Linked DNA regions of Homo sapiens: region 2 is linked to region 1. Evidence: read pairs that join two places in POLR2A ChIA-PET (ENCODE). Cell type or tissue: MCF 10A. All regions are shown on one strand. Each heading gives the region's core, and the rest is flanking DNA. Links, peaks and the distances in the headings are about the cores only.

The links. Peaks named below come from ENCODE experiments on the same cell type or tissue, not always from the same donor. Only the 100,000 strongest peaks of a DNase experiment are listed, where the experiment ranks them.
Region 2: POLR2A ChIA-PET joins it to region 1 with 20 read pairs; 3 of 35 experiments call an interaction of 5 or more read pairs at or near these places.

Annotation. Positions count from the first base shown.
Region 1 is chr20:38,190,275-38,202,414 of GRCh38, reverse strand. No RefSeq gene overlaps it. Among named protein-coding and RNA genes, the nearest start is that of TGM2, 31 kb to the right of the region's middle. In MCF 10A, for the core only: no CTCF peak of the experiment used is centred there; a DNase peak (open chromatin) is centred at 5,564.
Region 2 is chr20:38,140,148-38,148,147 of GRCh38, reverse strand. TGM2 (transglutaminase 2) reads left to right here. Exons shown (of 13, transcript NM_004613.4): 5 at 59-187; 6 at 1,254-1,431; 7 at 5,949-6,084; 8 at 6,763-6,866. Among named protein-coding and RNA genes, the nearest start is that of TGM2, 21 kb to the left of the region's middle. RefSeq lists enhancers at 4,575-5,243, 5,244-5,913. In MCF 10A, for the core only: no CTCF peak of the experiment used is centred there; DNase peaks (open chromatin) are centred at 3,777, 4,197, 4,647, 7,977 and 2 weaker places.

The sequences.
Region 1 (12,140 bases), core at 2,100-10,099:
CCTTAATCTTGACATGATTATGACCCTGCCCAGGGGCCACCTCCAGGAAGCCCACCCTGATGCCCCTACCCAAGCCTCTCCTACATCTCCGAACCCCACAACCCTCGGTGTGTCCTTCATGCCCAGCACTCAGTCCCTTAGCCTGGACTTCATTCCCCGCAACACTGTGAGTAACCCCAGGGCAAGGCCATATCTGAAAGTGTGAGGTCTGCCTTTTTCAGCATAGTTAATAATCACATTAATACAAAGTAATAACGACCTCTTATTTACTGAGCATATATGCTGTGCCAGCATTGTGGGTCATTTACCCTGAGTTATCTCTTTTTGTTCCCGCAACAGTTCTACGGGGGTCAATTGGTTCTATAGATCAGGAAACTCAGGGTCAGAGGGAATAGGTAACGGGTCTGAGCTCATACAGCCCTTACATGGTAGGACCAAGATGCAAACTCAGCAGTCTCATTTCAAAGTATGTCCTACACGTAGACTTGAATTCCCCTAGGAGTGCCCCCTGACTTGAGGAATTCTCAAAAATATACCTGCCCCGGAACACTTTGGCCCTAACCTGTGGCTGATGCCTGAGTGACTGACATTGGTGCGTCTAGTACTTGGAGTTAGGCAATGACTATTGCAGTTGTCAATAGAGAGACCAGACATCCCTACTTGTCTTGGCCAGTCCTGGTTAATGCTAACAATCACCACATCATTATTAATAGCTCTCCAAATTGTTCTGGTTTGGCCAATAAATGACATGGTCACCCCACCCATCTGGTGTGTTTCATTAAGAACAATGTCTCCCCAGGCATGGGTGGAGGGTAAGGGTAGATCTGGTGTCCTCCACACCCCTGAGCAACAAGACTGGAGCTAGGAAGTCCCAGGCCAGGGCAGCCTCAGGGCCGATGGGATGTGGGGATGAGTCATGGCGACTGTCTGATCTGCTGAGATCTGCAGGGAGGAAGCCGCTCACTCGTGCCTGCTCCTCCATGGTTCCCACGCATCCAGCTCACCCTGGGGAAGGAGCTAGGGTCTAACTGCAGCTTCTGCTCCTCGCCTCAACCCCTCTGGAAAGGGTGGCCTGGTTTCCTCTCTGGGCTTCGATTTGCCTATCTGTTAAAATGGGGACAATTGACCAGGCACAGTGGCTCATGCCTGTAATCTCAGCACTTTGGGAGGCCAAGGCGGGTGAATCACTTGAGGCCAGGAGTTCGAGACCAGCCTGGCCAACATGGTGAAACCTCGCCTCTACTAAAAATACAAAAAAGTAGCCAGGCGTGGTGGCGCACGCCTGTAATCCCAGCTACCCTGGAGGTTGATGCACAGGTGGAGGTTGCAGTGAGCCAAGATCACACCACTGCATTCCAGCCTGGGCAAACAGAGGGAGACTCTGTTTCCCCACCCCCCCCCCCCAAAAAAAATGGGGACAATTATCCTGGCTGCAGCTGCTAGGATAGCTGGGGTTGGGAAGTCTGTGGGGCCCACCTGCTTCCACACTTGCCAGGAACTCCTGACAACATAGCCGGATTCAGCCAGGGGCCCTGGGAGTTCTGGTTGCCAGTGGCCTGGGTCAGGAAGCTTCCAAGCACTTGAACAGGGCTGGGGGTATGCTAGCATGCCAGCACTTTCAGGGAGGGCCGCTTCCCACCCACAAAACGTGCCCCTGAGTGCAAGTGCCAGGCTTGGGGTCTTGTCCCAGCTCCACCATTCATTCTCTAAGTCACATATCCTCCTCTGGAAATGGGGGTGACAGAGGAGTCCTACCCTCTAGCACTGTTGGGGGGTTCTGTGAGGTGAAGCACTGGCATGTGAGTGCCATGAGTGGGAGGTGGCATGATTATTAATATTAGACCCTTTTTGTTTTGTTTTGTTTTGCTTTGTTTTGTTTTGTTTGAGACAGAGTCTCACTCTGTTGTCCAGGCTGGAGTGCAATGGCGCTATCTCGGCTCACTGCAACCTCCGCCTCCTGGGTTCAAGTAATTCTCCTGCCTCAGCCTCCCAAGTAGCTGGGATTATAGGAATGTGCCACCACACCTGGCTAATTTTCTTTTTTTTCAGTAGAGACTGTGTTTCACCATGTTGGCCAGGCTGGTCTCGAACTGCTGACCTCAGGTGATCCACCCGCCTTAGCCTCCCAAAGTGCTAGGATTACAGGCATGAGCCACTGTGTCCGGCCTAGACCCATGTACATACAAGGGATTCTGAAGCCCCAGAGGCCTCTGCTGGACTGCCTCAGTGGAAGAGGCAGGGCCCTGGGTTCTAGTCTCAGCTCAGCCTCTGGCTTATTGTGAGACCCCAGCGAGTCCCTCCCTGTCTGGAGTCCAGGGCTCCTCCTCCAACTCACTCTCATTGCTGGGGAGAGGATCAGATGGTGGAGGAGGTGGAATTCAGGAATGAGCCAGGTCAGGGAGCCATTGTTAATTTGATTGGGGGCTGCTCAGGCTTTCAGATCTCCCCGCAGAGCCTCGGCAACTCTGACCTCAGTGATTCCTTCCACTCTGCAATCATCTGCGGCAGCCGCGTGACCCTGGTGCACCCCAGCCTCTGGCGGGGACCCCATTCCACCCAGCTGCTCTGTGAAGGCCTCTGCTCTGGGGGTCCATGCCAGGACCCCAGCTCCACCCTCCAGCCCACCACACATAATCACATCCTGTGGCTTGGGAGGCATTTCCCAGCTAGTTTTGTCTCAACATTTCTCCATCTGCTTGGCCAACTCTACTGTAAATGCTGGGGTCACCAGGGCTGACGTGTGGGTGGGAGCTGTTTGCTTATGTTTCCTTCATTTTTTTTTTTTTTGAGACAAAGTCTCACTGTGTTGCTCAGGCTGGAGTGTAGTGGCACAGTCTTGGCTTACTGCAACCTCCGCCTCCCAAGTTCAAGCAATTCTCCTGCCTCAGCCTCCCGAATAGCTGGGATTACGGGCACCTGCCACCATGCCTGGCTAATCTTTTTATTTTTAGTAGAGAGGGGGTTTCACCATGTTGGCCAGGCTGGTCTCGAACTCCTGACCTCGTGATCCGCCCACCTTGGCCTCCCAAAGTGCTGGGATTACAGGCATGAACCACCGTGCACCCGGCCCTCCTTCATTGTTTGTAAGAAAAAAGGCTTAACTCTGACTGAGAATACAGTCCTACTGCAGCAATGGCTCAGGGTTACTTTGGAAGGAGACCCAGGATTAAGCATGGGCTGGTTTTGACCAGAAAAGGCTTGGATGGGTCTGGAGGGAGGGGTCTGAACAGCTTGGGCTCCCAGTAACAGGGCTGATGCTGCCTTGAATCAGTGAAGCAAGGTTCTAGGCCCAGACTCCACATGGGGGCCTCTCACCATGAGCATGGGGTAGATTGTATTGGCCATAGTTGGCCACAACATCACCCATCCCATATGGTTTTCTTACGCTGTGACCTTGACTCTCCTTCTATTGAGCAGTGGGGGTCTATGTTCCTTCCCCTTTGTGACTGTCTTGACAATAGAGTGTGATGGAAGTGACAACATGTGGCTTCCATAGCTAGGTCATAAAAATGCATTTCCACCTAACTCTCTTGGAGCCCAGCCACCATGCTGTGGGGAAGCCCAAACAGTCTATGCAGAGAGACCCCTCAGAGGGGCCACGTAGAGGTGCTCTGGCAACAGCCCAGCTGAACTCCCAGCTGACAGCCAGTGTCAATCCTCAGACCTGCAAGTGCAGATGCTTCCAGATGATTCCACCCTCCAGCCATTGAGTCACCCTTCAAGTGTTCCCAGCTGACATCACGTATCAGGACAAACTGTCTCTCCTTATGCTATGCCTGCTATCCTGACCCACAGGACCCTGCGAGTTTTACACCACGAAGTTGTGATGCAGTGATAGTAGCCAAACAGTGTCTTGCCAGGGTCTGCCCCACCCAAAGTTCAGGGCAGCTTCTGTCTTCCTATGGGCGGCTTCACCCCCCTCTCATCACTGGACCTCACCCAGAACATTCCTTCATTGTCCAGGTGAAGAAACAGGATCAGAGGGATGAGGGACTTGCCTAGAGTCCCACGGCCTTCCGTGGTTAACTGCTTTGCACAGGGGAAGCTCTGATTCAGTCAGATCCCTTAGAGCAATCAGCAAACTGCAGCCTGTAGATTGGCCTCGGGACCTGTTTTTGTAAATAAAGTTTTACTGCAACACAGCCATGCCTATTCATTGATAGATTATCTGTGGCTGCTTTTGAACTACAAAGACACAGTTGGTTCTGGCCCACAAAGCCTATTATCTGTCCCTTTACAGAAAAGGTTTGCAGATAATTCCTGCCTTAAAGATGTAAGGAAGCGGCAGTCCTTTCTAAAGGCTCAAACCTCTCCAAGAGACAAGTTGAAAATTTTTTTAGCAAAGAGCTCTAAGGAGGTCTGGGTTCTAATCTCTGCGCCCTCTCCAAGCCTCAGTTTTCTCCTCTATGAAACAGGGCAGTAACTGTTGCTGCTAATTGAGAGTAAATTAGGGTAAAGCCTCCCCTGTGTGCCAAGTGCCAGCATGCAGCAGGCCCTCTTGTGAGCCCCTGCCCACCCCCTTTCCTTCCACCCAGAGAAGTTTCTGGCATTCAGGGAGGGCAAGAATGGAGCTGGAGCCCCCAGGGAAATTAGCTCATCCGCCTTGGTGGCTTCACCTCATTTAGGATGTTAATTAAATAGATTTGCATAATGTGCTCACTGAGGTGTTATTTTACTTGCACATTTAAATCATTTAATCATCTGTGTTTTCCCCTCTCTTAATCATGATGATGCCAAGATGGGGAGGGGGTGGTGGAAGAAAGAAAGGAAGCTATGTGTCTCCAGGTCTCTCTGTGTCTCCTTTCTCTCTGTCTCTGTCTCTCTGTCCGTCTCTCTTCCTCTCTCTCTCTCACACACACACGCACATATGCAAACACATTGACAAAATGCACTCAGGTTTGTAACCCCAGTGTCCAATGCATCCTCCATCTCCATCACTGGACTCCAGCCACACCGGCCTTCTTGCCATTCCTTACACATCAAGTGCATTCCTGCCCCAGGATCTTTGCACTTACTCTTCCCTTGGCTTTGTATACCCTTGGTGTACTCATTCCCCAGATATCCACATAGTTTCCTCTCTCACTTCCTTTAGGTCTTTACTCAAACGTTACCTCTTGAAAGAGGACTTCCTTGACCTCACTGTCTTATTTAGCAGTTCTGTCCCTCTGTATTTTCCTGCAAAGTACTTATCACCGGCCAATATTATGTATACACATGTTTGTTTATTTGTCTGTTGTTGGACTCCCTCAGCAGAATGTAAGCTCCACAAGGGCAGGCCTTTAATTTTTGGGTTTTGTTCTTTTGCTTGTTTTTTGTTTACTGCTGTCTCCCCTAGTGTTTAGAACATTGCCTGGCACATAGCAGGTACTCAGTAAATATTTGTTGAATGAATGAACACGCATGGAAGGTTTGCAGGCCCCCAAAGGATAAGCTGTGATACTGTGAGGTTACAGGCTGCCCAGGGATGCACACCAAGCCGCTGCCAGCTCTGAGTCTAGCAGCCAGTCTTGCTATCACGCAGGCTGGGCTTTCTCCAGAAATGGAGCCATTTCTGCAATAGCTCTGAAAGCACTGACGCCACGTCAGCTTCCCCTGAGGGCTGACATTTCTCAAGCAGCCTTCTGGGGAACTGGGCAGTTGTTTTGCAACTCAGGCATCATACGTGGGGTACCCTAGGGGCCAGGCTGATAAGCCCCAGAGGTCACAGTCTGACCACAGAGGGCACAGGGAGGAAGGCTCTGGGGTCACAGGGCCAGAGGTCACTGAGAGTCCAACAGCTGCTGTGCCCACTTCTCAGTGGATATTTTGAGCCAAGGTCAGAGCTGGAAGCCCAAGCTGCTTCTGCGTGCTTGCATAGATGAGGAAACTGAGGCTCGGTGAAGGGATTCAGCTTGTCCAAGTCTCCTGAACAGGACTGGCCTCCCCCAGGAGCTCCTGGGGCTGAGAGACCCTCATCAGGGAAGCTCTGGGTGGCTGGCTGTTCCCACTGTCTGTGTTGTGTCTCTTCCCCCACTAGATCTCAGCTGAGACGTCACTTCCTCAGGGAAGCTCTCCTTGATGCCCTCAGTTTACATCAAGTTTTTCTGTTCTCAGAGAACCTCCCTCTTTCCTTTCAGAGCTCACATCTCTTTGCAGTGATGACCTGGTGTCTGTCTCCCAGCCAGCCTCTAAGCTCCATAAGGGGAAAGACCAAGCCAGGCTGTTCTGTTCACCGCCCTGCTCCTGAGCCTAGCTCATAGTGGGTGCATAGTAGGGTCTTGAGGACTATTTGTTGAATGAGTGAGCACAGCATGTGCAAAAGTGTGGAGGCGGAACAGTACGGAAGCATTTTGCAGACAGCGAGGTGACCACAGAAACTGGCCAGGTCCTGGGATGGTTGCTCAGCTCCTCTGTGCACCTGTAGATCCTAGGAATCCCTTTCTGATCTCCAGCACAGCAGCTCCTGATATGCACTTATCCCCAGCAGCCTGCACCTGTGTCTCTGTCGTGGGCTGCCCCAGCTGCCAGAAGTCCTTTTGCCTGGACATAGAGGGAGCTGGAAGTGCCCGAAAACTGATGCCTCCTCTCATTCCCTTGGGGGTACAGCCACTACCCAACGACTGCCAGGGCAGGGGCAATAGAGACTCCAGCTCTCTTCCGCCTCTGCCCTGCCTGAGGACTCACCTTGCTGGCATTCCTGTACTTGGCCTCCTTCCCTTCCCTATCTAGCATCCCGCCTGGCTCTGGTGTTTCCTGTACTTGGCCTCCTTCCCTTCGCTACCCAGCATCCCGCTTGGCTCTGGTGTTTCCTGGGGTCACTCCCTAATAAGCCACTTTCACACAAATCCTGTCTCAGAGCCTGCTTTGGGGTCCCACCTGCAACAGCCCGTCCCACTGAGGACCCCTTTCACACCTGGCTGAAGCTCGGATCAGATACCCCTGGATCCAATCCCAACTCTACTTCTGAGCAGCTGTAGGATCCTGGGTGAAACTTCATTGACCTCCCTGACCTCCACAGCAAACAGTGTGGCAAGAATTAGAACCAGTATTTGTGGGAAACCTGATCCAGGCCAGGCCCTTATCCAGGGATAAGTGGTCATCGTCATCATCATCATTTTCTAACTCTAAGCACCTAGAATTCCACCACCTGTTCAGCCTCAAATGGGAAACGTGGGTTCAGAAAAGCAAGCACCCTGGCCCTGAGCCGTGGACATGCCATGAACTTGGAGGTCTTATTCCAGGAAGTTCCAAAGAATCTGCCTGGTCTCCAGCTTCCCCGCCTCTGCTCCCTGTTCTTGGCCCAGCCCCCAGCATCTCCATAACCTCCTCCTGACCTTTGTCAGAGCAGAAACCTAAACATCAGGGCTTGGGGAAGCCCCAGAAGATCCACATGGGTTGGACTCACTTCGTCTTTCCCCAAGCCTCCTTCAGGGTGACTGGCTTCCCAGCAGTTCCTTAAAGAGGCTGCACTGTCTTGCCCCACCAGGCCTTGGCACCTGCTGTTCCCACTTGCCTACCTGGCTAACTCCTACATATCGTTTAAAAGATAGCTCCAACATCACCTCCTCCTAGATGCCTTCCCTGACCATGCTCTTTCCTAGGTTAGGTTTGGTGCCCTCTTTCGGGATCTATGTCTCCTGTTCTTGACCCAACAACATGGAGCTGGCTACATTTGTGCATATTGATAATTGCCTCTTGTCTTGTCTGTTTCCAGGAGAATTGAGACTGGTTTGTGAAAAGCTAAATCCCAATCACCCAGCATAGCACCTGGAATACATTATGTGGGCAAACAAATGTTTGATGAATGGATGGATTGATGGATGGATGGATGGAAGGATGGATGGATGGATGGATGGAAAGATGGATGGATGGCAACACCAAGCCACCTCCACATCTTCCATCTAAGTTTGTTCCTCCATGTGAGGGAGTGGTGAGTATGACTGCTCATTGTGGGTTTGACTGTTTGTGTTTTTATTTTTTGCTTTGTTTTGGTTTTCCCTTTTTCTAAGGAAATGGTTTTAGTCCTGAGGGCTCTGTCCTAACTCTCTTGTTACCAGGAAAGTGTGGACCCTGGCATCACAGGAGCATCTGTTTGACACACTCCTCTTTGGGGGTGTTCCAAGCATACCCTGCATTCTCCCAAGCCTCTCCTCTCCTCTTAGAGGCCCTGCAATGCGGTGGATGGCTAGACTTGAGAGTGACTCAGATCTGAGTTCTAGTCCCAGGCCCACCACTTTACCAGCAGACTAATCTTAGTAAGCCACTTCTCTGCTGTGTGCCTCAGTTTCCCCAGTTGTTAAATGGACAGCTTAGATGTCCTTACAGGCATTCTGGGGCTCCTCTCCCTGCTTCTTGCCTAGGCAGAAAATAAAGGGTCAAAATATGTGCTCAGGGAGAGAACAGGGGTCTCTTTTCAGAAGAAAAGGCTAGAGCTCAGGGCAGGGCTGGGGGCCTCAGGCTCTGGGGCCTGAATGTCCTGAAAGCCCAGCCTTGGCCCTGGAGGATGGCGGCTTTGCCACTGAGGCCTCCAGCGGGGCTGGGCAGGCTGAGCTGGCAGAGGGAGGAAGCTTGTTTTTCAGGGCCTGGCCTTCCCTGGGGGGTGTCTCCTGCTTGGCCTGCAGGGCTTGGCCCAGCCCCTGGCAGAGCCAAACTCAGCTATGGGTGGACGGTACTGAGAGTGAGCCTGTCCTAGCCCATGTCCCTCTCTGATACTGACCCAGACCCACTGTAGCCTTCCCTGCTTTTTAGCCTGGACATATCTTCCCTGGAGGCTACCCCCCGATGCCTGGCTCTCTTGGACCAGGGACAGGCAGGGGTGAGAGCTGAGGGGGCTGCCTGAAGCAGTGACCATAGAAATTGATCAGGGCAAGATTTCTGGCCACCAGAGCATGGGGGTTAAGAGCCTGATGGCCACTTTTTAAAATCCCAGCTCTGCCTTTTGACCTTTCTGGGACTTAGTTTACTTAGTAAAATGGACTAATGATAGTATCAGTGTTTTTTGTTTTTGCTTTTGTTTTGAGATGGCATCTCACTCTGTCACCCAGGCTGGAGCACAGTGGTGCGATCTCAGCTCACTGCAACCTCTGCCTACTGGGTTCAAGCTATTCTCCTGCCTCAGCCTCCCGAGTAGCTGGGACTACAGGTGTGCACCACCACGCCTGGCTAATTTTGGTATTTTTAGTAGAGACAGAGTTTCACCATGTTGGTCAGGATGGTCTCGAACACCTGACCTCGTGATTCACCCGTCTTGGCCTCCCAAAGTGTTAGGATTACAGGCGTGAGCCACTGCGCCCCACCTGTTTCAATGTCTTAAGGTTGCTAAGAGGGTTGGTAAGTGATTGATCACTCATAACAGTATTTGGCACAAAGTAAATGCTCTATAAACTTTATACTTGGGTCCATGGACCCACAGAGGCCAGAAATCTAGACTTTTCTCTGAAGGTTGAATTCATGGGGGGCTGCGTAAAACCAAGCAGCTGAGCAGGTGGCAGCAGTACAGAGAGAATGTCCAGGCAGGGAGGAGAGAGAAGGGAGGGAGGGTCCCTGGCAAAGTGGAACACGAGGTGGGGTCGAGGGAATGTTTCTTTGGCTAGGAAGTGGGCTGCTTTAAGTTCAGAGACCCTGGGAGTGTGTGTATGCAGTGAGGAGGCAGGGTGAGGGTGATCCCCTGAACTGACCTCAGGAGAGCCTGGTCCCAGCCCCAGTTCAGACCTGCGTTGCTGTGTGACATAGGAAAGCCACCACCCATTTCTAAGATTTGAGTTTCCTCTCCTTCTTGGAACAATCTGGTCTCCAGGAGTTGCTTCCTGAACAATCAGTGATTCTGGCCGAACCCAGAAGACCAGCTCAGGAGCCCGGCTGAGTCAGTGTCCAGAAGATGTGGTCCTGAACTCCGCTCTGATTGTCACTTCCCTTGTGCCCATTTTACAGATGAGCACGCAGGCTCAAAGACTGACTCACTAATAGTTCCCCACCTGTTCATGGCAGGGATGGGTTCAGAGCTCTCCTGCGTGCATAATAATCCACTTATAGGAAATAAACATATCTGTCTCTACAGTGCACAAAAACACCTGGGTAGATTTTTACACACCGGGGGGCATTTGTTTGGGATGATCTGATTTTTTCTTTTTTTTTTTTTTTAAGAGATGAGATCTTGTTCTGTTGCCCATGCTGGAGTGCAGTGGTGCAATCATAACTCACTGCAGCCTCAAACTCCTGGGCTAAAGAGACAGGATGATCTGATTTTAAATACAAGCTGCCTCAAGTATTCAGAATTTGCTTTTGGGGTTTCCAGGTCGACCCAGAGTGTCTTAGAGAAAAAGCAGCTACCCATTGAGTAGGGCTGGAACTGAGGCACCAGGGGAGACATGGGAGATGAGGCGAGTATATTAAGAAGCTGAGCAGACAGAGAAAACAGTGGCCAGGAGGTGGGTGCTCGAATGCTGACACTCATGTCTGACCAAGCTGCCATTTCTTAGAAAGCTGAGTCCATGCTGTTGAAGTCATGTGCTCCTCAGGAGGCAGCAGGGCTTATTTATTTAATGATGACATACCTGACATTTCCATTTGGATGTCTGAGGCAACTCAAACTTCACATGTCTCAAACTCAAACTTCTGCTTTCGCCCCACTAAACCAGCAACTCCTGCAACCTTCCCTTCCCGGGCAATGACAACTCCCTCCTACTGAGGTCAAAACCCTTGGAATCACCTTTGACACGCCTCTCACACGCACACTCAGTCTGTTAGTAAATTCTGTTGGCTCTACTTTCAAGATGTATCCAGAACGTGACCCTTTCTCACCAGCTCCCCTACCTCCACCATTGTCTCTGGCCTGGATTATTTCAATAGTCTCCTTACTGGTTCAGCAGCTCCAAGCTTCCCCGTAATGTGATCTGTTCCTCACACAGTATCCGGAACATCCTTTTAAAAATCTAAGGCACATTGCTTCTCTCCTCTGTTCAAACTCCTTCAGTGGCTCCCATTTCTCTCAGAGCAAAGGACAATGTGTTTGGAATGTTCTAGAAGGCCTAAACAGTCTAGTCCTCTTTGCTGGTTCCTTACAATACCTCTGGGAAGTAAGCAAGGGAGGAGGAATTGCTCCCACTTTACAGGTAGCAGAACTGAGGCCCAGAGGGTAGAGATTATGTTCTTAGGTCTGAAGCACAGAGCATGTGGGGGCTCTGTCCGTCACTCTGTCCCAGAAGCCTGAGTAGGCAGCTGCTGGTGCCTCTAATCAGATGGGTCTGCTCAACCCACCCTCTCTGCAGAGCACTGGCCCCCTGCCCATTCTCCAGAGTCAGACCAGATGCCAAAATAGGCTAATGGACACCGTGTGCTTGGCTGGGGCAGGCCCTCGGATTCCACCCCTTTTTAGGCTAGATCAGAGCAGTGCATGGTCCACTCTGAGCTGCTGAGTAGCCATCAGAGGAATTTAAATCCCCTAAGCCCTGGAGTGGGTCAGCCTCAGGCAGCTTACTTTGCCCCTGCTCTGACTCTGACTTGCTGAGTGAGCCTGGGCAAGTCACTTCTGTCTTCTGAGATACACTCTTTCCACCTGCATGGAGTTCTAACATTTAGGCACTGGAAGAACAAATTGATGGAAGCTGGGCTGTATCCCTATGATAACCAGAAGCCAGAAGATATCAACGATCAGCTTGCTATTGCCGTTGACAAAGGTCCACAGTGGAATGTCACGGGGCTCTGTCCCCAGCCCCATCCTGTTCAACATGTCTATAAATCATTTTAAGGTGGGAAGATGGCCCAGTACAGCACAGCTAGGAGGGGCAATAAGGCATTGGATATCAGAACCAGGATGTCCAAAGACCCTGACCAGCAGGACCGATGGGCTGAATATAAGAAAATAAAATATAATAAGAATGGCTGGGCACAGTGGCTTGTGCCTGTAATCCCAGCAATTTGGGAGGCTGAGGAGGGAGGATCACCACTTCTGGCCTTGTCTTAAGGCCAGAAGCTTAAGACAACCCTGGGCAACATAGAGACACCCTGTCTCTACAAAAAACACACCAAAAAATTTAGCTGGGCGTGTTGGCACGCACCCGTAGACCTAGCTACTCAGGAGGCTGAGGTGGGAGGATCGCTTGAGCCCCAGTGATCGAGGCTGCAGTGAGCTCTGAATGTGCCACTGCACTCCAACCCAGGTG
Region 2 (8,000 bases), core at 1-8,000, 52 kb after region 1:
TTCCTGGAGGAGGTGCCTTCCCAGCTCCCTCTTTCTCCTCTTGTTTCCTCTGACACAGTTTGAAGATGGGATCCTAGACATCTGCCTGATCCTTCTAGATGTCAACCCCAAGTTCCTGAAGAACGCCGGCCGTGACTGCTCCCGCCGCAGCAGCCCCGTCTACGTGGGCCGGGTGGTGAGTGGCATGGTGAGTGAGTGGCATGGCCCATCCAGGGGCGGGGCCTACAGGGGGCTCCCGCAGGCCTCTCCCTCGCAGTGGAGACACAGGCTAGGCGCGGTGGGGGACCCGGGAGATGGGTAAGTCTTGGGGAAAAGACCTTATATTGGAAAGATAAGATTTGCACAGATGAGGGTGATGCTATGGGGTCCCCCAGAGCAATTAATTTATTCATTTCTTCAGTAAATATTTATCAAGTACCACTTATGTCCTAAGCACTGGGGAGACAGCTGTGTGCAAGTCCTGTGTGATCTCTAGCTTTATGGAGACTGTGTTATAGAGGGGAGGGGAGGGGAGGGGAGACAGACACTAACCAAACTACCATATGAACGAGCAGGCAGTTCACATGGTTCATAAATGATGGTGCACGCTCTGAAGGAACCCGAGGTGTGAGAGCGTTGGACTGCAGGGCCAGGCTCAGGGAGGGGCTGAGGGGCTCCCTAAGGTGGTACCCAGGAGAAGGGCATTCCAGGCAGAGGGCACAGCTGTGCAAAGGCCCTGAGAAGGGAGCGACTTTGGCAGGTTTGAGGAAGGAAGAGAGGCCAGTGTGCCTGGAGTGGAGTGAGCAGGGCCCGTGGGTGCAGAGGAAGCTGCAGAGGTGGGCAGGGGTGAGACCAGAAGGGCCTCTTGGATCATGGTCAGGAGGCTGATTTTATTCTCGAGGTAATGGGAGTTTAGGGGGAACGACACAATCTGGGGTGGGGGGCCCAAGCGGGTCTTTGTAAAACTTAGATCACACCATGTCACTCCCGAGCAATCCTGTGTTCATAGGACAGAGTCACATCCCCAGTATCGCGTTCAAGTCCTTGACCCTGCCCCACCTCCTTCTTCCCCATCTCCCTCCTGTCCCCCGGCTCCAGCCCCCACCATCTGCCGCACACCAGTCTGTCACACGATGGCCCCTTTGCACCTGCTCTTTCCTCACCCTGGAGCTCCCCTCCCCAGCTTTCACCCCCTGCTGTACTCAGGCTCACCCAGGCGGCACAGCCGACACCCCATCCCAGGCTCAGTCCCCGTGCTGCCCCACTGGTTGCAGGTCAACTGCAACGATGACCAGGGTGTGCTGCTGGGACGCTGGGACAACAACTACGGGGACGGCGTCAGCCCCATGTCCTGGATCGGCAGCGTGGACATCCTGCGGCGCTGGAAGAACCACGGCTGCCAGCGCGTCAAGTATGGCCAGTGCTGGGTCTTCGCCGCCGTGGCCTGCACAGGTGAGCTGCACGCTGGGATGTGGGTCATGAGCCCTGGGAGGGGGCACGAAGAGCACTGGAGTAGGAATCAGGACATCCCTGCCCTGGTCCTGCCCCCTGCCACCAACACTCTCAATGCGCTATGTGGCCTAGAGCCTGTGACCACCCTCTCCGGTCCTTTATCCAATAGCCATCCCTCCAGTGGTTGTTAGGATCAAGGGCTATCATTGGAGAGACTGCATGGGCTCAGGGCTGAGAACTTGGGCACTGGAGCCCACGTTCTCAAAAACTCAGGATTTTTAACTTGAGTTAAAAACCCCCTCCCTCCCACCACTTGCTCTGTGACCTTGAGCAAATGACTTCTTTCTGAACCTCAGTTTCCTCGTCTGGAAAATGGGGACAACATCAAGACCTTCCTCCTAGAGTGGGTGTGACATGAAGCTACTCAGCACAGAACCTAGCCCAGTGTCACTCTCGGCAAATATTAGCCAGTAATAACTGGATCCTAACAGTAATATCAGTGTCAAGAAAGAAAGCATGTTCTAAAATGTAGAGGGGGAATATCGAGCAATTTAAAACCAAAAAAGTAAAATAAATCTAAAACAAAAATCTTCAAAATTTAAGGCCAGAAAATGTCGATGATTGTTGCCAGGCTGATGATGGTGCTTATGAGAATGGGTTAGCATCACATGCTGGCTAAGAACGTAGACTCAAGACATGAGGATTGCTTGAGGCCGGGAGTTTGAGACCAGCCTGGGCAATATAGTGAGACCTTGTCTCTACAAAAAAATAAAATAAAATAAAAATTAGCAGGCATGGTTGTGTGTCTGGAGTCTTGGCTACTCAGAAGGCTGAGGCAGGAAGATCGCTTGACCCCTGGAGGTTGGCTGCAATGAGCTATGATTGCACCATTGCACTCCAGCCTGGGCAACGGAGCAAGATCCTCTCTCAAAAAAAAAAAAAAAAAAAAAAAAAGAGAGAGAGCACAAATTCTGAAGTCAAGGCCTGGGTTCAAATCCTAGCTCTGCTTCTTACCAGCTGTGTGTCCTTAGGTAAATCACTTAACTCCTCTGAACCACAGTTCCATTGTATGTAAAATGGGCACAACGGTAGTACCTTTATACTGGGATGGTTGTGAGGATTAAATGAGTTAATATGTGTGAGGTAGCTGAGCGTGGTGGTGGTGCACCTGTAGTCTTAGCTGTTTGGGAGGCTGAGGCAGGGGGATCACTTGAGCCCAGGAGGTCGAGGCTGCGGTGAGTCATGATTGCACCACTGTACTCCAGCCTGGGTGACAGAGCGAGACCTCATCTCTAAATAAATAAATGAATGTGGGAAGTGCTTAAAATGATTTTGGGTGCATAATAGAAAATACTTATGTGATGATACTATTTATTGTCACGACTATTATTATTACCAGGCTCAATCTAAAAGGCTGGTCTGGGGCTTCCAGCTTTTCTGATTCCAAAACCAGTGCTAAGGCCCAGGAAAGGGTGCCTGGCAGGGCCCCCAGCACATCCTCCACACCAGCAGGCTGGGTCAGGGCAGCCTAACCTAGGTTCTCAGCTCGGCTGTCCTTGCCTTCTGACTCCTGCCTCTCTGCCTGGGACTGCCTGTTCCCCGTGACCTCTGAATTCCTTTTTCTTGTGGAAACTCCTTCATGCCAGACACTTCCCTCTGAGAGCCCTAAAACACCTCTTTTCAAAGAAGCCCATGGGTTTTCCTGGAAAAACCCCGAAATCCAAGACCTGGATCCCCAGGCTCACCGGCAGAAACCCTGGTCATCCTGGTCACCCTGGGCTGTGGCCGCCTGAAGATTGAGCAGCAGATCCTGCCCCTCAGCTGCCCACTGCAGGGCTGTGTTCTGGTCCCCGCAGCCTCTTCCCAGGCTGTGTAGGATGGAGCCAGGGAAAACTTGGCCAAGAAAAGGGCTGTCTGACCACTGTGGCCGTGGAGTTCACGTGGGGAGCCAATGGTGAATTGGCCCATGAACTCTGGAGCTGGACTGCCTGGGTTTGAATCCAGCTCTGCCACTAACCCCTGGGTGGACTTGGGCAAGAGAATTGATGCCTCCAAGCCTCAATTTCCTCATCTATAAAATGGAGACAATGGTGACTGATCTCATTCATAGGAAGCTCTTAATACCAGGGAGAGATCACTTAGCACAGTCTCTGGCTCCGGTTAGGCTTGGGTTTGGGGATTTCCAGGGGAGCCTGGCATTCCAGCTTTCTTAGCCGGATCCCTCACTGTACTTCCTCAATGTCCATGAATCAGCCAGCACTGATGGACGACGTTTGCCGTAACGGGCACCATGACACACTGTGCTGTTCCCGAGCACCCCCTCAATGCTTGCTCTGGGAATGGGCAGACAAGGCTGTGCCCACACCCGCGGCCTCTCTCTGAATCACCACAAATCCCCACAAGCTGCTATTATTAGCTTGTCTTACTGAGGAGGAAATGGAGGCTCAGAGAGGGGAGTGGCTTGCCCAAGGTCATACAGCTGGTGAGCAGCAGGGTCAGTCTCTGATCCAGGTGTGCACGGTGCTGGGGCAGCCTCCTGTTAGACTGATGAGGAGGCCTCCCGGGACACCACCCCTGGGGCAAGAGTGGCACTTGGCTCCCTGGAAAGCAGAGACAGACCTCCCCCGTCCTCCGGTCTGTCCTCAGGCCCACTGCATGGTGGGATAAGACCTGTGGTTAGGACACCAGCCTTCACTGAGGGCAGCCTTAGGGCTGAGCCCTGCCCAGGCCTCAGGGGGACAGAAACCAGGCAAGAGGGGGAGGTCATAGCTGTTCCTTCCTCCTTCCTCGAAGCTCCTACAAATCTCCTGGCAGGAATCCAGGGCCAACCAGTAAGCTCTTACCCTGGCCTATCGATGGTGGCCCCAGGGCAAAGGTCGCATCCCTTCTCCCCCACTCCCAAACTCAACTTCAATCAAAACTAAAAGTAAAACAAAAGTCCCACAGATTACCTTATTACGCCTAATCTTGTTTCTCTTCATTTTTTAGATATTTTTTTCTGGGAATCTGTTACTTTTACAATACACATAAAAAGCACATTTTTAAAATGAGAGAGTAAAAGCACCCATAATTCCGTCTGCCAGGAGCACCCAGTGGGCCGTGTGGGTGAGATCCACACCGGGATTTTCCTCCCTCCCCTGTGCTCCTCGCCTCTCTGAGCTGAGCTCAGCTTGCAGATGCCAGTCAATGTCCTGTTGCTGTTTAACCTGTCATTGCAACATCAGCCCCTTTCCCAGCAAACAGGGCGTTGGCAGGTATGCAGGGCCCTCCCTCCGGACAAGTCTGAGGACCCTGATCTGTGCTGCGACCTATTTATAGGGCCACGTGCATCCGTGTTCTTGTACATTGGGAATGATGATGAGTCCTCAGTGGCATCACTAATGCACAAAGAGATGGAACCAAGGCCCAGAGACATGAAGGGACTGGTCCCAGGTCACACAGCTGAAAGCAGCTGGGTCTCCCGACCTCTGTGCCCTCCTCTGCCTGTTCTGCTGTTTGAGTCTTTAAGTCCCTATCTTGGGGAGAGTCAGTCATTCAATCACTCCTTCCCTCCCTCCCTCTTTCCTCTCCTCTCTCCTTCCTCCACTCCTTCATCCCATTTGACAAAATAGTCAATGACAGGCCTGTGCTGGGCTCCAGGATCTAACATAAGACAGATCCCTCACTGGCCTTGGAGGACTAATTAAAGAATCCCTCACATGCCTGTACACTGGAAGGATGAAGGATCTCCAGCCGTGCTATGAATGCAAATGATGGGGCAACCTGAACCTGGCAGGCAGCCTTCCAGGCAGAGGGAATTGCAGACACCGATGCCTTGAAGCTGGCAGAGGCAGAGCATGCTGGAGGCCAGTGTGGAGGAGCACAGCGTGCGAGGAGGGGTTCAGGGGCCAGACCCTGCAGGGCCAAGGGCCATGGCCAGGGCACTGGCCTTGACCTCAAGGGCCATGGGGAACCAAGGACAATTGATCACAGGAGTGGTGACATCAGATTTGTACTTTATTTCATTTTGAGATGGAGTCTCACTCTGTCGCCCAGGCTGGAGTGCAGTGGTGCAATCTTGGCTCACCACAACCTCCGCCTCCCAGGTTCAAGCAATTCTCCTGCCTCAGCCTCCTCCTGAGTAGCTGGGATTACAGGCGTGCACCACCATGCCTGGCTAATTTTTGTATTTTTAGTAGAGACGGGGTTTCACCATATTGGCCAGGCTGGTCTCAAACTCTTGACCTCAGGCCCCCCTCGGCCTCTCAAAGTGCTGGGATTATAGGCGTGAGCCACCACGCCTGGCCGGGGTTTGTATTTTAGAGTCTCCTTCTGGCAACTGTGATGTGAGGGGCATAGAATGGACATGGGGTGACCAGAGAGGTGGGCGCCATTGTCCCGGCAGGAAGGGCTGGCTCATGTTCTCAGCACTTGGACAGCAGGTACAGTGTTCCCTGGAATGCAGATGGGCAGGTGGAGGCCCAGAGCAGGGCGGATGTCTCCAGGACCTCACCCCGCTTTCCACTCCTCTCCAACAGTGCTGAGGTGCCTGGGCATCCCTACCCGCGTCGTGACCAACTACAACTCGGCCCATGACCAGAACAGCAACCTTCTCATCGAGTACTTCCGCAATGAGTTTGGGGAGATCCAGGGTGACAAGAGCGAGATGATCTGGTGAGGTGGGGGCCAGGGTGGGATCGGAGCCCAGTAGGGAGGGCCCCATGGAGAGGAAACCTTGGAGGGCTTCTTGGAGGAGGTCACATTTGAATTGGGCCTTAAAAGTTCAGCAGTATTTGAGCAGGCTTGGGGAAGGCCTAGAGGGAAAGTCAACCACATACATGATGGGGCCTCAGGAAGAATCATGCTGCAAATGTTGTCGGGAGTCTGGAATGCCACATTAGGGGGCCCAGGCTTGATTCCAAAAGCAATAGGTTGTCACTCAAGGATTCAGAGTGGGAGAGGGCGGGGCTGACAACTGCCAGGAGGGCTAGAGGGGAAGAGATGGGCGGGGGGCTGGGGCGTGGTCCAGGTGGGGAGTGATAAGCCCTGAACGGACAGAAAAGAAGGGATGGAGCCAAGAAATTAGGAGGTCAAAGGGGCCACTGAGAGGGGCAAGGAGGGGAGAGGAGTTGAGAAGGGCTCTGAGGTGTAGGAGTGGGCGCCTTGGCTAGAGAGGGTGCTGTGAGATGGGCCCCCGTGGGGGGAAGAACAAGGCAGTGGGGAGACACCCTGGGCTCAGTTTGGGACGAGGCGAGCTTGCATCTGGGGACATGAATGCATGGTCTGCCCGTGGGAGGTGGCGATGAATGTTGCTCATGTTCTGCTTCATTCCCGCCCCCCTATCCCCCTCAGGAACTTCCACTGCTGGGTGGAGTCGTGGATGACCAGGCCGGACCTGCAGCCGGGGTACGAGGGCTGGCAGGCCCTGGACCCAACGCCCCAGGAGAAGAGCGAAGGTGCGTGGGCGGGCACTGTCGCGTCAAACAGATGGGGAAGACGAGGCTTGGAGAGTTAAAGTGACTCAGCTGGAGGGCGGCAGAACTAGGAGCTCACCCGGAGACCACTGATGGGTCCACAGAAGGGTGGGGGACCTCACTTACATCTTAATAACACACTTCTTGATAAATCTCAAAAATAATTCACGTGCATTGCGGAAAGCAGGAAATACAGAGAAGCTCAAAGAAAAAAATCAAATAGCATCTTTGTCTCCTCCCTCTAAAATAAGCAGCATTAACATTCACACGAGCTTCCACTGATTTCAAATCGTGTATTTGTATGCGGGTGTATATGTGTGTGTTTATATATGTATGTATATAAACACACATATATATATGTAGTACCTGTGTGTTTGAAAGAGAGAGTACACTAAGGCACAATTTTGTGATGCATATGGACACTTTCTAGGAATATTTTTAAATGTATAAAATATAATACATAGCGTTACAAAGAAAACCAATTACATTAAAATACAGTTGTCACAAGTTTTAAAAAATGAATTTATGATATAATAACATATGCTTCTTTATAGAACAAGATCTAGCGGTAGAGTCAGTAAGTTCCATAATATAGTTGTAGAGATAATTTATGAGCATAAATTAATTTCCTGCCATCTGGGACAGCTGTAAGGTTGTAATGACCACGCCTGTGGTTCTTATGAGTGACAAGTCCTAAGTGCTCCTCAGGCTGCTATGGTCATTTCCTGCTTTTGCAATTGAAGAAAGTGCTATGGTGAAAACAAAGATACCCTTTTTTCCCCATCATAGGGTTCATAGACCCCTGAATTCTGTTGGTAGTGCCTTGGGGGGATCCGTGGGCCCTGGTTTAAGACCTCCAGCGGCATGGAACATTTTTTCCCAGCTCTGTCCACTTCTGGATAAAGCATTGGCATTTCTCCAGCAGATAGTTTTCTGTGATTTGAATTTTTATTTAATGTGACCGTGGTCCATCACATGGATGTGCTAGACTGTATCTATCCAGCCTCTAGTCCTCAGCATTGGAAGTCTGCGGACAGTGTGGGGCGGTTATCAACCACACTTACGTAAACATCAGGCACCCGTATTCACTTGGAGAACACACACGCCCTGGGGCTG